2 separate regions of the Homo sapiens genome follow, and region 2 is linked to region 1. Evidence: chromatin contacts called from ENCODE Hi-C or POLR2A ChIA-PET data. All regions are on one chromosome and are shown on one strand. Each heading gives the region's core, a stretch centred on a gene start or an enhancer-like site at or near the end of the contact. The rest is flanking DNA. Distances are from core to core; before and after follow the strand shown.

What was found. A loop is a pair of places that touch in the nucleus more often than their neighbours do. ChIA-PET counts read pairs that join two places held with the same protein, here RNA polymerase II (POLR2A). Pooled maps may share reads with other maps.
Region 2: a loop to region 1 is called in a pooled map, with 9 times the contacts of the local background. The contact joins the promoter of ELOVL5 here to the promoter of ZNF451 in region 1. A Hi-C loop is called at or near these places in 5 of 50 pooled maps. POLR2A ChIA-PET finds 5 or more read pairs at or near these places in 2 of 52 experiments (K562 and WTC11).

What each region holds. Positions count from the first base shown.
Region 1 is chr6:57,088,868-57,092,599 of GRCh38, forward strand. ZNF451 (zinc finger protein 451) reads left to right here and starts at 1,321. Exons shown (of 15, transcript NM_001031623.3): 1 at 1,321-1,407; 2 at 1,944-2,027. The coding sequence starts at 1,387. RefSeq lists enhancers at 990-1,139, 1,007-1,889 and a silencer at 1,310-1,379.
Region 2 is chr6:53,346,997-53,350,521 of GRCh38, forward strand. ELOVL5 (ELOVL fatty acid elongase 5) reads right to left here and starts at 1,954. Exons shown (of 8, transcript NM_021814.5): 1 at 1,821-1,954. RefSeq lists a silencer at 1,355-1,794.

The DNA.
Region 1 (3,732 bases), core at 71-2,570:
TTAGGCAATCAGATGGTAGTTTTGCATACAAACAAAAACAGGAATCTGAGATGTTAAATAATTTGTGTTTTTTTTTTTTTTTTTTTGAGACAGTGTCTTGCTCTGTCACCCAGGCTGCAGTGCAGTGGCATGAATTTGGCTCCCTGCAGCCTGGATCTCAATCTCTCGGCCTCAAGCGATTCTCCTACCTAAACCTCCTGAGTAGCTGGGACTACAGGCAAGGACCACTACGCCTAGCTAATTTTTGTATTTTTTGTAGAGACGAGGTTCCCTCTTATTGCTCAGGCTGGTCTCGAATTCCTGGGTTTAAGTGAACCGCCCGCCTCGGCCTCCCAGAGTGTGAGGACCCGCCTGGCCTAAAATAATGTTATCACTTAATTCTTTTCATAAACTTTATTGACAACGATTGGTGTGTTTTTTTAAAAAACCTTTTTAAATTTTTGGTAAGGTATTACCTGAGAACAGATTAAATGCATAGTTGAATATAAAAGATCTATTTTATAGACTGGTTTATGAGTGTGAACACACAAAAGGTTAAAAGGTCAACCTTACAGCAGTCTATAAATAGATCTCTCATATTCTCTCAGTATATCTGAGAATATTGAAAAAGTGCATTTCAAAATCACTGGCTAGGGTTTAGTGATAGTTAGGTAGACCTCGGTTCCCTTTCCTATTGGGCCCTGGATTTCCCATCCCTATTTTCTTCCTCAGGTGTATTAATACTGGCAGGGCCTGGGAGACTGACGCTAGGGAAGAGGTGTGTAATGTAAGGATACTTCAGATTCTTTCCTGATCCTAGGATTCAGCTAAACCTCCACATAGCCCCTGTCCTCAAAAATGAGTAAATACATAAATTTAAAAATGAAAGGAAAAAAAGAGAAATCCGTTCCCACCACCCACCTTCAGGGCTAAAACAGAAAAATCAATGAGCTGCGCTTCACAACCATACCAAAACCAAACAAATACCAACTCAAACCCTCCTTCACATCCTCCCACATCTTCCCAGTGCTTCGCTATCTCACAGGACCCAGCTGGCCCCTGGCTTCGCCCCACCCACTGCAGCTGGCGTCTTTTAGGCGCATGGTTCTTTTCCTCTCCGGCGAGGGGCGGTCTCGGGGCGGACCCGAACTACAATTCCCAGCATCCTGCGCGGCGCGGGGAAGGAAGCCCGGGAGTGAGAGAAAGCGGCTCCGGGGGCATAGCGGGCCAGTAAGGGCCGCTCCTCCTTTGAAGAGGTTTTGCGTCTCTTTCCGCCGGTGGCGTCGGCGCTCACGCAGGGGCGGGTCCCGGTAGCGCCAGGCGGTGCAGGGCGGGAAGGGGATTCGTGGCGACGGCGGCGGCAGGGACAGCAGGAGCAGTGGTGCTGTCAGCGCGGCCGTCGGAGACATGGGAGACCCGGGGTCGGAGGTGAGTAGTCGAGTGAGGGTCCTGGCGTTCTCAGAGGCGAACCGCGAAGGGTTTGTGTTTTCTGCGGTCTGAGGCCTGGTGCTCCGTCGCAGCCTCGGGGCGATACCTCTTCAGTGTCTTGGGCCGAGCCCAGCTCTGGGGCCTGGTGCGTGTCTGAGCGAGGAACCCGCAGCAACAATGGCCGCCCGGCCCCCCGCACGGGCCCTGGCGTTCGTTGTGGCCGCGGCTGGGCCAGTGGGAGCGACGTTTTAAGGCAGGATTGCCCTTCGGTGTTGAGCTTGCGTTCCTCCTGGAGTAGATAAGGGGAATTGTGAGAGGCTGGTAACTAACGCGTTTTCAGCGTTGGGTCCCTGCAGCTCCGCACACTCTGTGGCAAGAGCCAGAGCTCGAGTTCCGTTCCTAGTCGGGTTTCCGTGAAATTGTGCTCAGTTCGTTTTCCTCAAGAGCTCTCTGTCTTTAATTGTTCCTTTCGGAAACGCTCTCTTCCTACACGAATGTGGCTGAACAGATAAGCATGTTTTGGCTTGTTTTTATAGATAATAGAATCTGTCCCTCCAGCTGGCCCTGAGGCATCTGAGTCAACAACGGATGAAAATGAAGACGACATTCAGTTTGTCAGTGTAAGTAGCAATGATGATTGGGGTTTTCCCAGAGTAAAAGACTATGGTGGGCCATTATGTAATGTTACCTCACCTGGTCATTTAATGTTCATGAGTGTCTAATACATACTAGACACTGGAGCATGGCGCAGGATTGGGAAATTTACCAAAAGAGCTATCTGAGCCACCCCCGTAGCCATCACAAAGAGCACGTCCTAAAGAACGTGCTGTACACTTAATCTCGCCCCCTGCCTTTCATTTAAACTTAAGATAAAAACGCTGGTGTCTAAAACGCTGTTTTGAAATGGAGCAAGAGTAACTTCTAAAGGCGACACGGAGGAAGGAGCTGCTAATGATGAGCAAGGACGTAGAAAACAGGAAGGGTTGTGAGAGCCCAGAATCTTAGCGTTATGGTGCTTCTAACATGAAGGCAAATAGCTTGAAGATTTCTCTAACCTCTGAGATCATCATGTTACGGCATAGTACAGTTGATGCTCATAATGAAGAATCCTACATCACTGGGAACATGCTCTATTTTTCTGAGTTTGTTCCCTTTGAGACAGTAGTTTTCAAGCCTTAGTAAGTATAAACAGGCAGATTCCTGGGCCCCACTGCAGACCTACCGAATCAGAATTTCCAGGCGGGGGCCTAGGAATCTTCATTTTCAGACAAGTGCAGGGACATAAGGATTTCTGAGCACACTTTGTACAGCATGGGTTTCCAAAGCAGAAGAGAGTGTTTTATGATGTATTTTGGGGTGATTTTCTTCCATAATTATTGGAGTTTTAGAAAGGCTTTGCGTAAAGTGGTATCTCAGCTCGCCAGGCAGAAAACGGTTCTGTCCCCAACTCGTCTTTTGGAATGCCGTAGTTAGTTGCAGTTTGGTATTCAAGCTGTAGAATTTTTCGTTGAGTGTCAGATGTGCATTTATGGTGGATGCTGGGAAACCTTGTAAAATTGGTTATTAAACAGTTTCTTTCCCAGCATTAGGGCCATTTTGGTAATTCATTTTTGTATGGTATTTTAATAGATTTGTTTAGGAGTCCTTCACAAGATTGTTTTATTGAATTTCTTTCCCTTTACCAGTGTATGTTGTACTCTCTCCTTTTCATTTTGATCTTCTACGGATTTGGAGTAGAGGATGGGGGTGAATTGTATCCTGTCCTTTCCTTCACCATGCGCTGAAGTATGTTTAATAACAGGTTTCCATGGCTCTTGAGGACAGATATTTCAGGTTCTTCCTGAATCTTGGTATATTTGTGAAGAGAATTTTTTTCTTATGGTGTTTAGTAGAAATAATACTAGGAATGACATACTTCTTTATGAACTATGGCCCTTTTTGAGAAACACGAGTAGCATCTCTTAATATTTGAAAAATGTTTTGTGTAATGAATTACAGTGTAGCTTGTGACTAGTTAATGTAGGCTTGAGTTCACCTTTGGTTTAAAGGAGTCTTTAAATTTTATGTTGAATGTAGAGGATCACTTCCGTCTTTGCATCAAGAGTAAAGAATGTACAATCATTGAATATCTGACATGATACAACTTCTTACTCTTGTTCCCAAATAAAGGTTCAGAGGTTTGACAGTTCCACATGGAGAAGTGAATTATATGTTGTAAGTGTAATTACAATACTAGAAGAAGCCTATTAAAAATTTTCCCTTTACATTTAAGTGGCACCACTTACATGACAATAATAGCTTAATTATATTTCAAAATATATTCAG
Region 2 (3,525 bases), core at 704-3,203, 3.7 Mb before region 1:
GATCCTGCCACATAAAATCCCCATGTATAGACAAGGAAATTGAGTCAAGGAGGTGAGGTCAATATCTGAAGTTACAAGATATTTTTCTTGAAAAACATCAAATTTTAGTAAGCCTTCTACTGTCGCTTTTCAGCAAAGTTCTGTACTACATTCTGTAACATTACCTATCTGTAACTATCAATAAAAATTTCCCCTTTGTCTTCAATTAGAAATAGAAACGAAAATGCAAAAAGAGAAACAGTACAGAAAAAGTTCCTGGCAATAAGAAGTTAGAATCTAGGGTAAAAATCTAAAAGGAAAATGAGTAACATTTCCCTTTCAAGTGCAGAGCTTTCCTGGAGAATCCCAGGCAGTGTCTGAGCTACCAGAAAAGTAACCCACTTGTCCCCAATCACAGATGGAAGGCTAAAATGTTTGTCCACGGCCATCTAATGCAAAACCGCCTGTTTCTATCTGTAGATTCTGCACGAAATGCTTTTGGCTGAGACGTGCAAGCAAAACAAGTGCAGACCAACAGGTTATCTGCCAAGCGGTTAGGAGAATGAGTTACAAAACCTGACAAGCAACATCAGCTCTTCCGTACAATTCTATGAAGCACTTCCTGCCACGGGTCCCGCTATTTAAAACAAATTAGGCTGCTCGCTCCCCACAAATCCCATCTAGCACCTCTCGGTTCCTCAGTCTAGCTAATAAACCATGCACTGGATTCTTCCGAAAGAGACCCCCCGCCCCCGACCCCGCCACCTCCGCCACTTTGCATAACTGGCCAAATGCATTCTCCAAATTTGCAATCAAGGAGCTTAATTCACAATTGTGGATGGGGCGGGGGGAACCGCCAAGTGCAAGAACACGGAACGGTTGCAAGACGCAGTTCAGCAAGAACAACTCTTGCTCTAGGCATTGCTCCGTCGACCCGAGGTGGTGGGGTGGGAGAGTCTTACCGGCGTGGAAACAGTAAAAAGGCACTTTTCCTTACAACTCGCAAGACAACACACACTCTAGCTCCCCCGGCGCAGAGCACAACCGCCCCCCCGCCGCGCGCCTCCCTCGCAGCCAACCGCTCCCGCCTCTCCAGGGATCAGGCTCCCAGAAAGGGCCGCCCCGGTCGCCCCCGAGTCCCCGCCCTCTCGCTTTCCCACCAGCCTCATCCCTCCCTGAGTACCAAGGGCTGCCGTTGTCTGGTTTCAATAAAAACTGAAGCGGTCCCGAGCTAGCAGGCTTCCCTCCGAGGGGCGGACGGAAGGTCCGCAGGGTTAACGGAAGCGGAGAGAACAGGACAAAAAGGAAAGGCCGGAGAGTCCCCCCAGCGGCGCCCGGTGCCCGCAGACCCTCGCACAGGCTCTTCGAACTCACCCGGGTTTCGCCGACTCCAAAGAAAGCGCGCTCCCTCCGAGAGCGCTCCCCCGGCTCTCCCGCCGCGCGCTCCGGCCCGCAGGGCGGGAGGACCCAGGCGGACAGATCCATCCCTCCGCGTCTGGTGTGGGCACGGTGTCGTGCCCCGCGGCGCCTGTCAGCGCGCACAGGTGGGACCGCAGCACAGAGAACGCTCCCGAGCGCCCTGCCTCAGCCTCGGCGTGGGGCGAGCCGCCCGCGCCCGCACCCGCACCCCTTTCCCCGCGCCCGAGGAGCCGGGCTGTACCCCGGAGCCGGCGGAGCTGGAGGCCGCGGGCGGAGCGCGGGTTGCCCCGGCAGCTCTTTCTCGGCACCAGGTCCGAGACCTAACGGCAGTTCTCTCTGACCGCTTCCCGGCCGCGCGCTCGCGCGGGTGTCATGGCCGAGCGGCGGCCCCCGACGAAGTTTCCCGGAGCTGACGGCTTTACCTTTTAGCCCAAGGGGCGGCAGCAGCTTTGAGCAGCAGCAAGGCGGCGGCGGCGGAGGGAGCGCGGGTGGCAGCCGGCGCAGAGGCGGATGTAGAAGGAGACACCGGTGGCTAGGACCCGCGCGATGGGAAGAGGAAGGCGCCGGCTATCTACAATCAGAACGTGGGCTGACCGTGACGTCACAATGGCGCGGCCAGCCAATCGGGACCCGAAGGATGAATCAAGCGCTATGATGTCATGCGGCCCGGGAGCCAATCGCGGGACAATAGAACTTTCGTGATCGTAAATTCCAGAATCCGATGCGGTGGAGAGCCTAGGCCGGGGTTGGCCCCTCGGTTCCACGTGTCTCTGGGAAATTTTTTTCCCCTTTCTTCCTAATAAGCCTGCGTGGAACGCAGAGCCTGCGCAATAGCCCCGGTGAAGTTGTCGATGCCCTGAACTCTGGTTTTTTTACTGCCAGGCGTGGCAGGAGTCTGTGGCCGCATTTGGGTGGCAGAAGCCCACCCTCGTTACGGTCTCCTCTATGAGTTATGTCATGCTGAAGGGGATCCACTTCATCGTTAAAGCTGAAAGGGTTAAATGCCCACGGAGACCGCCGGAGTGAAGGTCTGCAGTTGAACAAGATAAAGGAACAAGAACAAAACGACTCAAAACTGTTGTAACCATAACTCCCTTGCAAAGGATTTACCGTGTATTTTTCTTAGGGATTCTGATTTTTCTTTGGAAGCCACTATCAACTCCATTTCTACTCTAGAAATTATTCTAAAGGATTGTTAAATGAGGAAAGATGGAATCAGTGTCTTTTCAGCTAAGCATATTTAAGCACTTAAGACAAAGGGGGTTCAGGGCATAAACGGAAGATCCTTGCTGTTTTTCACTGATATTTGGATAATTAAAGACCTTCATTAGCTTTGTATCCTACTGTTTCCCCATTCAAACCCCAGAGATTTAGCCTTTCTTCGTGTGCCCCTCTTGCTGTATTCTTACTCCTCTATGTGCATCCACCTAACAGTCGGCTATTTAATGTAGGCAAATTTATTCTTTTTTTTCTTTTTTTTTCTTTTTTGAGACAGAGTCTCGCTCTGTTGCCCAGGCTGGAGTGCAGTGGCGCGATCTCAGCTCACTGCAACCTCCACCTTCCGGGTTCAAGCGATTCTCCTGCCTCAGCCTCCCAAGTAGCTGGAATTACAGGCACGCGCCACCACACCCGACTAATTTTTGTATTTTTAGTAGAGATGAGGTTTCGCCATGTTGGCCAGGCTGGTCTCGAACTCCTGACCTCAGGTAATCCGCTCGCCTCAGCTTGCCAAAGTGCTGGGATTACAGACGTGAGTCACCGAGCCTGGCCGGCAAATTTATTCTTTTACATATTTACAATGTAATGCTTATCACGTGCCAGCTGTGTTCCAGGCAGTGGGCCATTGCAATAGGAATGCAAGTATACAAACCATGTACAAATTAAGTAAATTAAACATATACAAAGAATCGAGATTGTCAGTTGCCATTGAGCTCCACAAACACTGAATGACTTCAATTTGCTAGATACTATGTTAGGTATTCAAAATTTGAAACCTTCAAGGACTTCTTGGGCCTGGAAAATGATACAGTCAGGAAGCAACTACAATGCAGAGTGGTAAATGCTGCTATGGACATCAAGGGACATGAGAAAAGCATATGCTGGTGGCATAGACTATTTTTTTGAGAT